2 separate regions of the Homo sapiens genome follow, and region 2 is linked to region 1. Evidence: chromatin loops called from intact Hi-C (ENCODE). Cell type or tissue: dorsolateral prefrontal cortex. All regions are shown on one strand. Links, peaks and the distances in the headings refer to the core of each region. The heading gives the core; the rest is flanking DNA.

The links. Peaks named below come from ENCODE experiments on the same cell type or tissue, not always from the same donor. Only the 100,000 strongest peaks of a DNase experiment are listed, where the experiment ranks them.
Region 2: a loop joins it to region 1, with 7 times the contacts of the local background. A loop is called at or near these places in 4 of 110 quality-filtered maps.

Annotation. Positions count from the first base shown.
Region 1 is chr16:52,125,698-52,131,084 of GRCh38, reverse strand. No RefSeq gene overlaps it. Among named protein-coding and RNA genes, the nearest start is that of LINC02180, 43 kb to the right of the region's middle. In dorsolateral prefrontal cortex, for the core only: a CTCF peak has its summit at 2,482; no DNase peak of the experiment used is centred there; H3K4me3 peaks cover 567 bases.
Region 2 is chr16:52,067,934-52,073,320 of GRCh38, reverse strand. All of the region lies in intron 2 of LINC02911 (long intergenic non-protein coding RNA 2911), which reads left to right. Among named protein-coding and RNA genes, the nearest start is that of LINC02911, 6.8 kb to the left of the region's middle. In dorsolateral prefrontal cortex, for the core only: CTCF peaks have their summits at 3,130, 3,333 (motif pointing left) and 4,718 (motif pointing left); a DNase peak (open chromatin) is centred at 4,700; H3K4me3 peaks cover 365 bases; H3K27ac peaks cover 1,258 bases.

The DNA of each region.
Region 1 (5,387 bases), core at 179-5,178:
TTCAGTCCAAAAGCCGGCAGGCTTGAGACACAAGAAGAGCTGATGTTTCAGTCTGGGTCAAGTTGACACGTAAAATTAACCATCACACCAGCCATTTATATTCTCCTAAGTATGACTCCTAGAAAAACTTTTGCACACGTGCACATGTGCAAGAATGTTCAGAGCAGTATAATCCATAGTATTAAAAATCCAGAAATGAAACATATGCTCATCATCAGTAGAAAGGATGAATAAATTGTGCTGCAGTTGTTCAATGAAAATGAAATTAACTAAACCGTATACATACATGTCAGCATGGTGAATATCTAAAATATCATGTTTGGTGTAAAAAAAAAGCAAGACAGAAGAATACGTGCTATTTTTATGAAATTCATTTATAGGAGGTTCAAAGTGAGACACAATTAAACTATATATTTTTAGGATGAAAAACATATATGGAAAAACTTTAAGAAGAGCAATGGATAAATCCAAAATTCAGGATATCCATTGCCTTTGGGAGAGAGAAAGGAGATATGATTAAAAGGAGCATATAAAAAGCCTCTAAGGCACTGGCAACATTTTATTTCTTCAGCAGGGTAGTTGGTACATGATGGTTCTTTTGTTATCTGTCTTTAAACCATACATATATTTACTTATTTTATAATAAAAATTTAACAATTTTCTGAAATAGATAATAAATATTTTGAATTGCCTATTGCCTTATTGTCTAACATACTGAGCTAGAGTCTTTTATTTCACAGACCTTCCAAGTCTTGGCTGGAAACTTCTAGCACTAGAAATGGTATCTAGCCCCAGCTTCATGGAGCCAGTAGCATTTCTTATAAGCCTGCCCTTTCTCGAGTCCTTTATATGTTGAATTGAAAACTGTCTCTTGGCAACTTTGCCCACTGGTAGTAGTGCTACCCAATAGGTCATGAGTCATTTCTAACCTCTCTTTTAGTTGAACCTATCCTTGAGTATTTGAAAATATCTATGTGTGTCTTTACCTTGCACTCAAGCATTCCTTACCAAGTCTCCTTGGTAAGCAGCCCCAGTCCCTCGACCTGGAGACCACATAAGGAATGGCTCATGTCTTCTTTATCCTGGTCCTCTCTTCCAAAGCCTCTAGTTATTTTTCCAAAAGTTTATATTCAAGCTGGGGGAAGTGATCTGAAGACAAGAAACAAATTTAAGCGTCAAAGTCTGACACAAACAAAACATGCTGGAGGGATCTGGAAGGAGATGAATCAGTTTCGCTTAAAAGAATGAATAAGTATTCTATTATTTGGTTATTTGTGTCACCACAAATAAGTTTAAAATTTTAATTTGGGTTTTTATCTGCTGAGTAATAAGGTTGAAAACCAAAGAGGGGTAAATATTTATAATAAAATTTAGCTTTGATATTGCAAAGTAAGGCCTGCTGTTAGAATTCATGAAAATGGTTAATATTATCTAAACATTAATATTAGTAAAATGATAGGCAAGAGATTGCTTATGCAAACTTTTAAAGATAGTAGGTCTCTCTCTTTCTCCTTTCCTTCCTTTCTCTCCTTCCCTTCCTGAAGTACTGGTATCTGCTCAGTATTTATTCATTGTTTATGAAATGACATTTTTGGAACTCTGATATGTTTCAGTTAGACCCCATTGGAAGGGATGCCTAGGCCCTTTCCTCATCACTTACTAGCTATATCATTCTGCTCCTCAATTTCCTCATCTGTAACACTGTAATGATTCTGTACCTACTCCATAAGGTGGTAGTTAGGATGGGATATAATGATGATTCCATGACTGCAAATGAGCTTTGCTATTATCTCCCTCCTATCCTCAAGGGCTTCACGGCCCAGGATTCCACAATGCTACAGTTCCAGGTATCTTCTTTATCATTCTTTGGGGTCTTCTGCTTCTTTTCAAGTACTTCCTTCTTTGTAAACTAAGTTCAGATGCTTAAGGTGGTTACAGTTTTTTCCAACCTGAAAGTTGAAATGGATAGCTCAGGAACCCCATTTAGCTTGGCTGGCAAAGAAATAATCATAACTATTTTGAAAGTTGAGATTTCACATAAAATCCAGAATTCTAGTATCTCTTTAAAAACATTTCCTTAGGGCGTCAATTGGCTGGAGCTGAGCAATGGCTGCCCATTTTCTCTGGGGTGTGCAGTCTTCCCTTCTCCACCATCTTCAGGCTAATCATTTTACTGACATCTGCACACTCGGCCCAGGTGTCAAATGAATCTAAAATCCTTCCCCTTCCTAATTGAAAAGACCTTTATTGAAAACATGAGCTTGGGTTTTGCTATCACAGATTTTCACTTTGGATTTTTGCAGAAGCTTTTGAATCTCTTCTCACTTGTTAGAGAAACTTTTTTTTTTTTTTCCTGCAGCAGGTTTCTCTTTGTACTCTCCAAGAACAGCTTGCTGGCTTGCAAAAAAGAAGAAGCCGTTATCTTTGGGGAGCCGTCAGAAAGAGCAGATGCAGCCCCAGCATGAGGCTCCTGATCCCTGCAAGTGGCACTGTAACACTTTATTTGTGAAGAGGAGGACAGAGAATGTCTCTTCTCCCCACATCTCTATTTGCATTTTATTAGGCACCCAGTAGGATGGTTTGTAAATCGCCATCTTCACTCACAGATCTCTCTATCAGCCCCCTACTTACCAGAGGGCAAAATACAAGGATGCTAAAAACAGGATGGTGTTAAAAGGAATCAGAAAATGAGGCTCACAGCTGTGACTTTTTCTTCTGCTTCAAAAAGTGCCTTTTGTTTATAAGACTTCTGGGGAAATAAATGGCTTCTGTCGAGATACACAGACGCAGTACAAGGCTTAGTTGAGGAAGGCTGTTTCAGGGGAGTGAGGCAAAGCGATTATGGTTCTACATTTACCACCTCCATTTGCTGGCCACTTGTTCTGGCATGACTTCGTGCTTAACCTCAGTCTCCTTATATCCTATTTCACAGAGTTGGCTTGGATGCAATAGAGCAAAGCATGGAACTTCCCTGGCCATCTCCATATCCCCATCCCCTCTCCTTCATCTTTGCAACTTCCCTTGTCCAGGGTTCCTATATTTAATTTTGACTCAGCTAGCAGTAGGAAGACTGTACCTTCCAAAGAGCTTCGATTTACTTGTTAAGCTCAGTTGATACTATTATTTTAATCATTCTAGAGGAAACTTGCTCTTGAAATAAGGAAAAGAGAAATGTAATTTTCCCCCAGAATTTTATTAACTGAAAAGAGGGGAAACTGATGTATGGAATCATGATTATCTTCAATCTGGGATATGTCCTGGGGAATCTTTTGAAACATGAAAGAAAAAACAAGTTGTGTTTGGTTGAGTTTGTCTTAAATATAAAGTGGGTGTGCTATGTATGGTATATGTGACACCTTGCTTGGTGTCAAAACAGTCCGGTACCTGGCCATTCTGCAGTTAGTTCAGGCTGCCTTCAATACAATTTGGATTTCAAAAGGAAAGCTGTCAGCTCAGCACTAAGGAGATAGAGAGGTAGAATTGAAGTTTGAAGTCAAAGTTAAATAATTTATTGTCTTTTTCTTAAATATAAAACTTCATTACAAAGCCAAACCATCTTTGTCTTATTTTCCCAAGTACACTGGGGCTAAATTTGCTCTAGCTCTTTCTCTTTCTTTTCAGGATATTGAGAAGAAATTAGAATGGTGAATTTCTTATCCTCTCTCCCATGCTGGGTGCTGAAATTAGATCTTCCAGATCCCTGGAAGGTTGAACTCAGTGATCTCTGAGAGTGTCTCCTAGGCCTATGGCTCAGTGAAGCTCCACAGGCTTCACTATGTGGCTGGTGAGCTTCGGTGGGTTTCTTATGATGCCTTTTACCATGGAGAAAGACCATCTCCACTGCAGTTACTTACTTCCTCTATTGGAATTCCTTAACACCAAATAAAGAGCCTCATTTCAGCACTTAATACATTTCAGTGTAATTACTTATACATCTGTTGATGTATCTCTTGCCTGTGACATTCCTGAAGAGAAAGATCAGGTCTCACCAATCTTTTTATTCCTGATACTTAGCAACATGGCAAGTACATATTAGGGGGCAAGTCCAATACAGTGTTAAATGGAATAGAATGAATAAATGTGGTGCTCAATGCAGGCAAAGGTATGGAATACGGTGAGGTGTGGTGGCTCATGCCTGTAATCCCAGCACCTCTGGAGAGTGAGGCAGGCAGATCGCATGAGCTCAGGAGTTCGAGACCAGCCTGGGGAACATGGTGAAACCTTGTCTTTACCAAAAAATACAAAAATTAGCTGGGTGTGGTGGTGCACACCTGTAGTCCTAGCTACTTGGGAGCCTGAGGTGGGAGGATAGCTTGAGCTTGGGAGGTCAAGCCTGCAGTGAGCCATGAACATGCCACTGCACTTCAGCTTGGGGGACAGAGGAAGACCCCATCTCCAAAAAAAAAAAAGAAGGTATGGAATATCTTCTTATTCATACTTTCATATCTCCACCATAGGAAAAATTGGGCTAAATAGAGAAAGGATATTGGGAGGAAAAATACCCAATCTTATATCAACTGTTTGGCCCAGTTTTGCCACTGGGGAGGGGATAGTGAGAGAGGAAGGTTAATGAAACAGACAGGGTCCAATGCATGAGGGAACTTGCAAACAACAGCAGCAAGTATGATGACAACACGTTAGATTTTGTTGGTTTGTTTTGGTTGAACCATGGTACTGGGAAAAACTGCCATCCCCCCTCATTTACCCCATTATTTTCCAAGGTAAATGTTATGGGGCCAGGGGGCTTTACCTTTACCATCAATATCACCCCTCAGATGCCCAGATTTCACCCTTTGACACTATAAGGAGGGCTGTCCTCATGGAGTTGTGTACATGGGGAAAGAGACTCAACAAAATCTTAGATCTGAGAAGTCCCTCAGGCAGAAACAACTGGCGACTGGCAAGGGCAAGTCCTCCCCAGAAGTTGGGGTGAGCAAGACAGGAAGAGCTTCGGAGGCAGAAGTTCTGGACTGAGCAGTGATGACTGGGCTGACATTGGGGATCATCTGAGCTGCACACTTAACTCCCACAGTGGATGTTCCTGGCAGGGTCCGCTGCTGAAATGTTCCATGTTTCTATGGCCCTATATGTTGACCTTCTTCCTCCAGACTCTGCTGATCTCTCTTCTCTCATCTTTTCCCTTTCTGTCTAAGCTCTGTCTTTCACCCAGGGAAATCTTTGACTATTGAAGGTGGAAAAAAAAAATCCTTGCTATCCTTCATAATGTTTCTTCCAAATATTTTTAAATGCCTTTTAGTATGTTCTAAAATTTTCTAAGGATTATGCCTTTGGAAGACAAAACAATGAATATTGCCTTTCTTGCCTCTGTTCTCTTCCTAATGTCACTTCCCTTTCCTAGCACAATGTATGGAAGTGTCTTAGCTGCC
Region 2 (5,387 bases), core at 231-5,230, 58 kb after region 1:
AGTCTCATTCTGTCTTCCCCTCCTCCTGCTCCCTGAGAAGCTCAAATATCTCTTGATGAACTTGGCATAATAACCACACACAGCTGGACGGCAATATGGCTTGAGAAGGAGTGTACTCACAGCCTGTGATGTTAGATGAGCTTCAGTTTATTCAAACTACTTGCTGTGTCAGTCTGACTCCAGGCATCAGTGTGAAAAATGGGAAATTTAGTAACCTATATAGATAGTAATAGCAACAGTCATACCTTGAAATTTTGTAATATTTTTGAAGTTACTATGCACTCACGTTTCAGGCGATTGTTGCCACAGTTTGGTGGAATGGGCAGGTTTATTCTTCTTATTATAGAGTAAACAAATCTCGGACCTGGGGAAATGTTTGACTGGTACTGTTTTACAGGGGCAGACTCATGTCTTTACTAACTCTGCCTTTTTATGTGGACACTAATCTTTTGCCTACCCAGGACAACCACTACCAGGACAAACTATTCATTTATTTTGTAAAAATAGGCCCTCTTTTTGGTGGGGAGCTCTTACATTCCCAACTACAAATATTTGTTTACAGTTACAATGCATTTATCAGACCTTATACCCTGGACATGATTGATTGATAAAGGGCTGGACATCCAACCCAATGTATGCCAATCTCTTCCTGGAATTTTTCAAATTGGAAATAGGAGATAGAAGTTTATAGCCATGGAAGCTTAGACAGCCATGTTTTTCACTATGTTGTGAAAGCTGGTTTGCATGGAAAGAATGAAGCCAGCAAACAGAGAAGCAGAGTTGGGAAAAAGAGAGAATCCTGGTGGCATTGGAGTCCCTGGTCCCAACTGTTCCTAAGACTGTGTCCATTGGGAAAATTCTCCTTCAATAAGGGTTTGTAAGAGCTTTTTCTCTCAAATTCAGCTCTTTTATAAAGTGATGATAGGCATTGCATTTCAGAACCTTTAGCTCTTTAACAAAGTGTGGCAACATTGTCGACTTTTATTAGAGAGTTCTTAATAGTTTATTGTGCAAATGAGGCCAATTAGCCAATCTTGAAAACAGGCATATGGATCCATGTATACCATCTGGGTTGTGCAAAAAGTTCAGAGTGTACTATGTGGAGTGCATTAGGCGAAGATCTGAGAGAGTTGAGATTGATGAAGTGGGAAAATGGGAGGTTGGTGCAAGCGAGCTATATGTAACTGACATCCATTTATTTTGTTAAGGTCAATGTAGAACCTGTTTTTTGGTAGGTATGTCTTTTTTTTCTACAGCATCTTAAAAACTATACATAAAATTCTCATCAATATAATTCTTACATTTGTGAGCATTTACATTAACAAAGCCTTTTATGCACATTCTTGCCTTTATTTGTCACAAAACCCTGTGAGATAGGGAGGTCTTATCACTCCAAACGCTTGTAGTAATGAGGACAGAGGTGCTTGAAAAAATTAGTGGTTGAGGAGACAGAGTGCCCTTGGAGGTTTCATTGGATAGTACTTCTTGAAGATGTTTATATAAAGGACCTAGCAAGTTTTCAACCTAAGTGGATGTTTTTGTTTTTGGTATTTTTTCCCACCTCTTAACACTTGCCTGCTCTAAATGTCTGAATTCTCCAGGGTTACTGAGCAATCCTCTGCTTTTTAGGCATCAGGTGTTGCTAGTGTAATATCTATAAATTTAGTTTTTAAGTTTTCTAAAGCTAATGCTTAAGGCCTTCTTCAGAACATTTTACAATGGTTTATTGCTTTTAAAAAATAATTGTGTATCAACCAGGATTGTTCTAGTACTCTTATAAATTTTTATATATTAAAAGAGACAATGTTTTCTAATTTGTTAAACTCCAAAAAATGTAGATATATTTTATGATTTCTCCATTTTCTCCTTCTCCTGGCTTTCTTTTTGTATAATGTACAGCTCTCCCACTGTTAGCAAGGAAAGTTTGAGTGCAATTGGCTTCAGCGTAGGAATTCTGATTGGGTTAAGACGATAAGTCATGCCTATCTTCCCAGCTGAGATTGGTTCAGGAATGGACCTTTAACCCCGTTTGAGCCAATGACAGGGTGAGTCACAGGTGAGAGAACTTCAGGAAGAGACACTCTTTTCCCCAGAACAATGTGGTTCAGTGGGACCCTATGAGACACGAACCTGCTTAGATTATTTTGTTACCACAAGGAAATAACCTGGATGAACTGAAAATATCAGGTGAAACTAGCTGTCCTCAAGGACTAGATCCATGATGACATCTTTTGGAACTAGAACTTCTGGATTTTTCTATTATGGGAGCCAATCCATTATTTTTGAGGTTTAAGCCACTTTGGCTGGGTTTCCTACCTTATACAATGTGTATTTAGCCCTCATAAAAGCATGTGCTAGTTCCCTTCTCTAATTTCTCTCTTTTCCCTACTCTCTTCCATGACCTGTCAGAACTGGAACCTGAAGGCCATGTTCATGGCTATCTCCAGGTTTTACCTGCTGTGCCTACTTAAGTAAATAAATATCCCATATTGACACTTGAATAAGTAAATATCCCATGTCATATATTTGTGAAAGAGTGATGATGAAAGTAATATTTAGCCTACAGATTGTCGGGAAAATCAAATGAGACAATGATCAAAAAAGTACCATACCAATATTAATTATCTTTCTGAACAGTGCTAATTTAATCTAGAAATTGTTGTCAAGCCCATTTCCACTAATTTCTTTCCAAAGAAAAATTTATAATGATCTAGTAATAGACCTATAACCAGGAAGAAGCAAGAAGGGTTATGTGCACATAGGTCATAGGTAGAATAATAAAACTCTAGTGTCATAATTATTTTATGTGCGGCCTGATTTAATGCATTGTGGAATATTCCACTGAATGAAATCATCTTGCAGACTGTAAGCAGCAGACTAATATTAAGAATTAGAATTTGTACACTGTGATTGATTATATTACAATAATTTATTTCAAAGTAGACATCATTATATCTCATCTAGAATTTCCTTCTAATGTAAGAAAATGTTTCTGAATGGTAAATTTGCTCAATTTTGCAGCAGCTGTTTCTGAGCCAGAGACCCTTGCAACTCCCTGGGGCTGGAATGCTGGGGGTTCTGGAAGCTGGGCAGCACCCTTTGACTCCAATATAGAGTGGGCAAGTGCCCTAGGCTTTCCCCTCCAGCCTAACTGTTGTCTACCCCAGGTCTACCATTTTCAGGAAATGCTACACAGTTGCATAAACAAGTTCAAAACCAGCTGCATTTTTCTGGTCTGACCGAATAGGGCTGTTTAACATGGAAAAGACATTTACTGGTGAGTCCGCCTTTGTAGTTAAATTCATTCCGATTGCCCCATCTTGTGGAAGAAGGAAAAATAGCTAGATTATTCTCCCCTTTGGGTGTATACCCTAGAAGAAAAAAATCAACCCATTTATCTCTCTTTATCTTTGTCTATAAGCTCTTCTCTGTCACATGATACATCCCAAATACACGATTCTGAAGAAAGGCCTGTATTCCTCACATATTTGCAACCTGATCCCCTTTCTTTACTGATAGGAGACCAGTATGTGATGGTTGCATTCAGAAGTGCTAGACAGAAATTCATTGCTGCAGGGGAGAACTCGAACTCTGCCACCAGAATGTAGGCCCAAGTCAGAATCCATTTGTGCAGGTCAGTCTCTCAACCTGCTGAGTTATTCTCAGAATCCTGGAACAACAGTGATCACTCTATATCCAGGTATTTGAGATACTCTCCTCTTCTTAAGCCAGCCTACCTTGTATTCGCTCACTGGTACATGGATGTCTATTCAGTGGAAGAGTAGATGGAATCAATTCACGTATTTGTTCATTCACCAATTTACTTATTTATCCATTCATTCATCCTCTTAACATTTTTTTTATTTAACATTTATATGTTGAGAATCTTCCATATGCCGTGTACCATGCTAGGTACTAGGGAAACAGTAATGGGCAAAACAGCCACATAATCTACCTTTATGGAATTGGCACTTTTATTGGAGCTGGGTACACAGATACTAATTAAAGAATCAGACACATATATAATTGAAAATTGTGATAAGTCTATGGAGGGGCATTAAAGGGTACTATGAGACCATAAAAGAAAGACCTGATGTATGGAGCCTGACCTTTCAGGATAAAGGGACATTTGAGCTGAGATCTGAAGAGTAGACACTAAAGGAGAGACAGGGGCATGTGGCAAGAGCATTACAAGCAGAGCCTGTGAGCTGGGAAGAATGCAGTGGCTGCAGCAGAGAAAAAGGAGAAAGAGTGGCTCCCAAGAAAGCTATAGAAGCAGTCAGAAACCAGATTATGTTGGGCTTTGAGGACATATTAGGAGTTTGGCCATCTGACCACATGGGTTGCAAATAGAAAACACTGTTCTTTCATCAAACGAGGCCGATTTAGTCTGACCTTCCTTTGCTTTGGCTCACAGCAGTTGTGACAAAGGAGCCAAACCAGTGCTTTCTGGGTGTCCCTATCTCCTTCTCGGCCAGCAAAACACGATAGGTTCCACTATTTATGCTGTGCCCATCCATTGCAACCTTTGAATCACAACTACATCTTTATAAGTTGCTGTGTAATTTCTCAAATTACAGTTTCTTTATGGGGGACCTCTACGATTTACCTAGCACCTAAGGGTGTTTGTTTGTGGGTACAAATGACTGTTGATTCTGTCTCTAGGCGACAAAGAACAGCTTGCCTCTGCAAGCAGTCAGCCTGAAAGTTGCACAACACTGACATCTGCTGCTTGTATGCAGTTTGAGATTGTACCGGGTCAGAAAGAGTAAATGTAGTAAAACTAAATGTTTGAAAATGTTGGGCAAACGTACACACACACACACACACACACACACACAGGTGGGTGCACACAGCTCCTCTACAGCCTATGGTCTTGTACTTCTGATTTTTCAATAATATACAAGAATAGAAGGCTAATTTCAACATGATGTTTTCTTACTGTCAATATTTGCCAATTGGACAAGGTGTTCACATGATGGAAGATGAAGTTTCTGCTTGGCTTTAGAGGAAAAACAATTGACAAAAACCTAGATCAATGTTTTCACTTAGCAAATATTAATACAAGGCATAGAAATAAATGAAAAAAGGTATCAACTTTCATCATAAAAGCAGCTTAATAATAGTGATTTTGTGGATGACATATAATATTTGCATAGTAATTTACCATTTCTAAAGCATTTTAAGATGTCTTTTCACATTTCCTCAGTCATTCAACCATTTATTCACTATATAATGAGTGCCTACTTTATGTGAGTCATTAGTCTAGACTGCAAGGATTCTCTTGGTCCTGGCAGGGTAATTAAGGAAGAGTACAGCGTAACACTTAACCAAGTATGCATTGGATTCAGACTTGACTGCTCTAAGTGTCCATGCCCTTGTGTGTT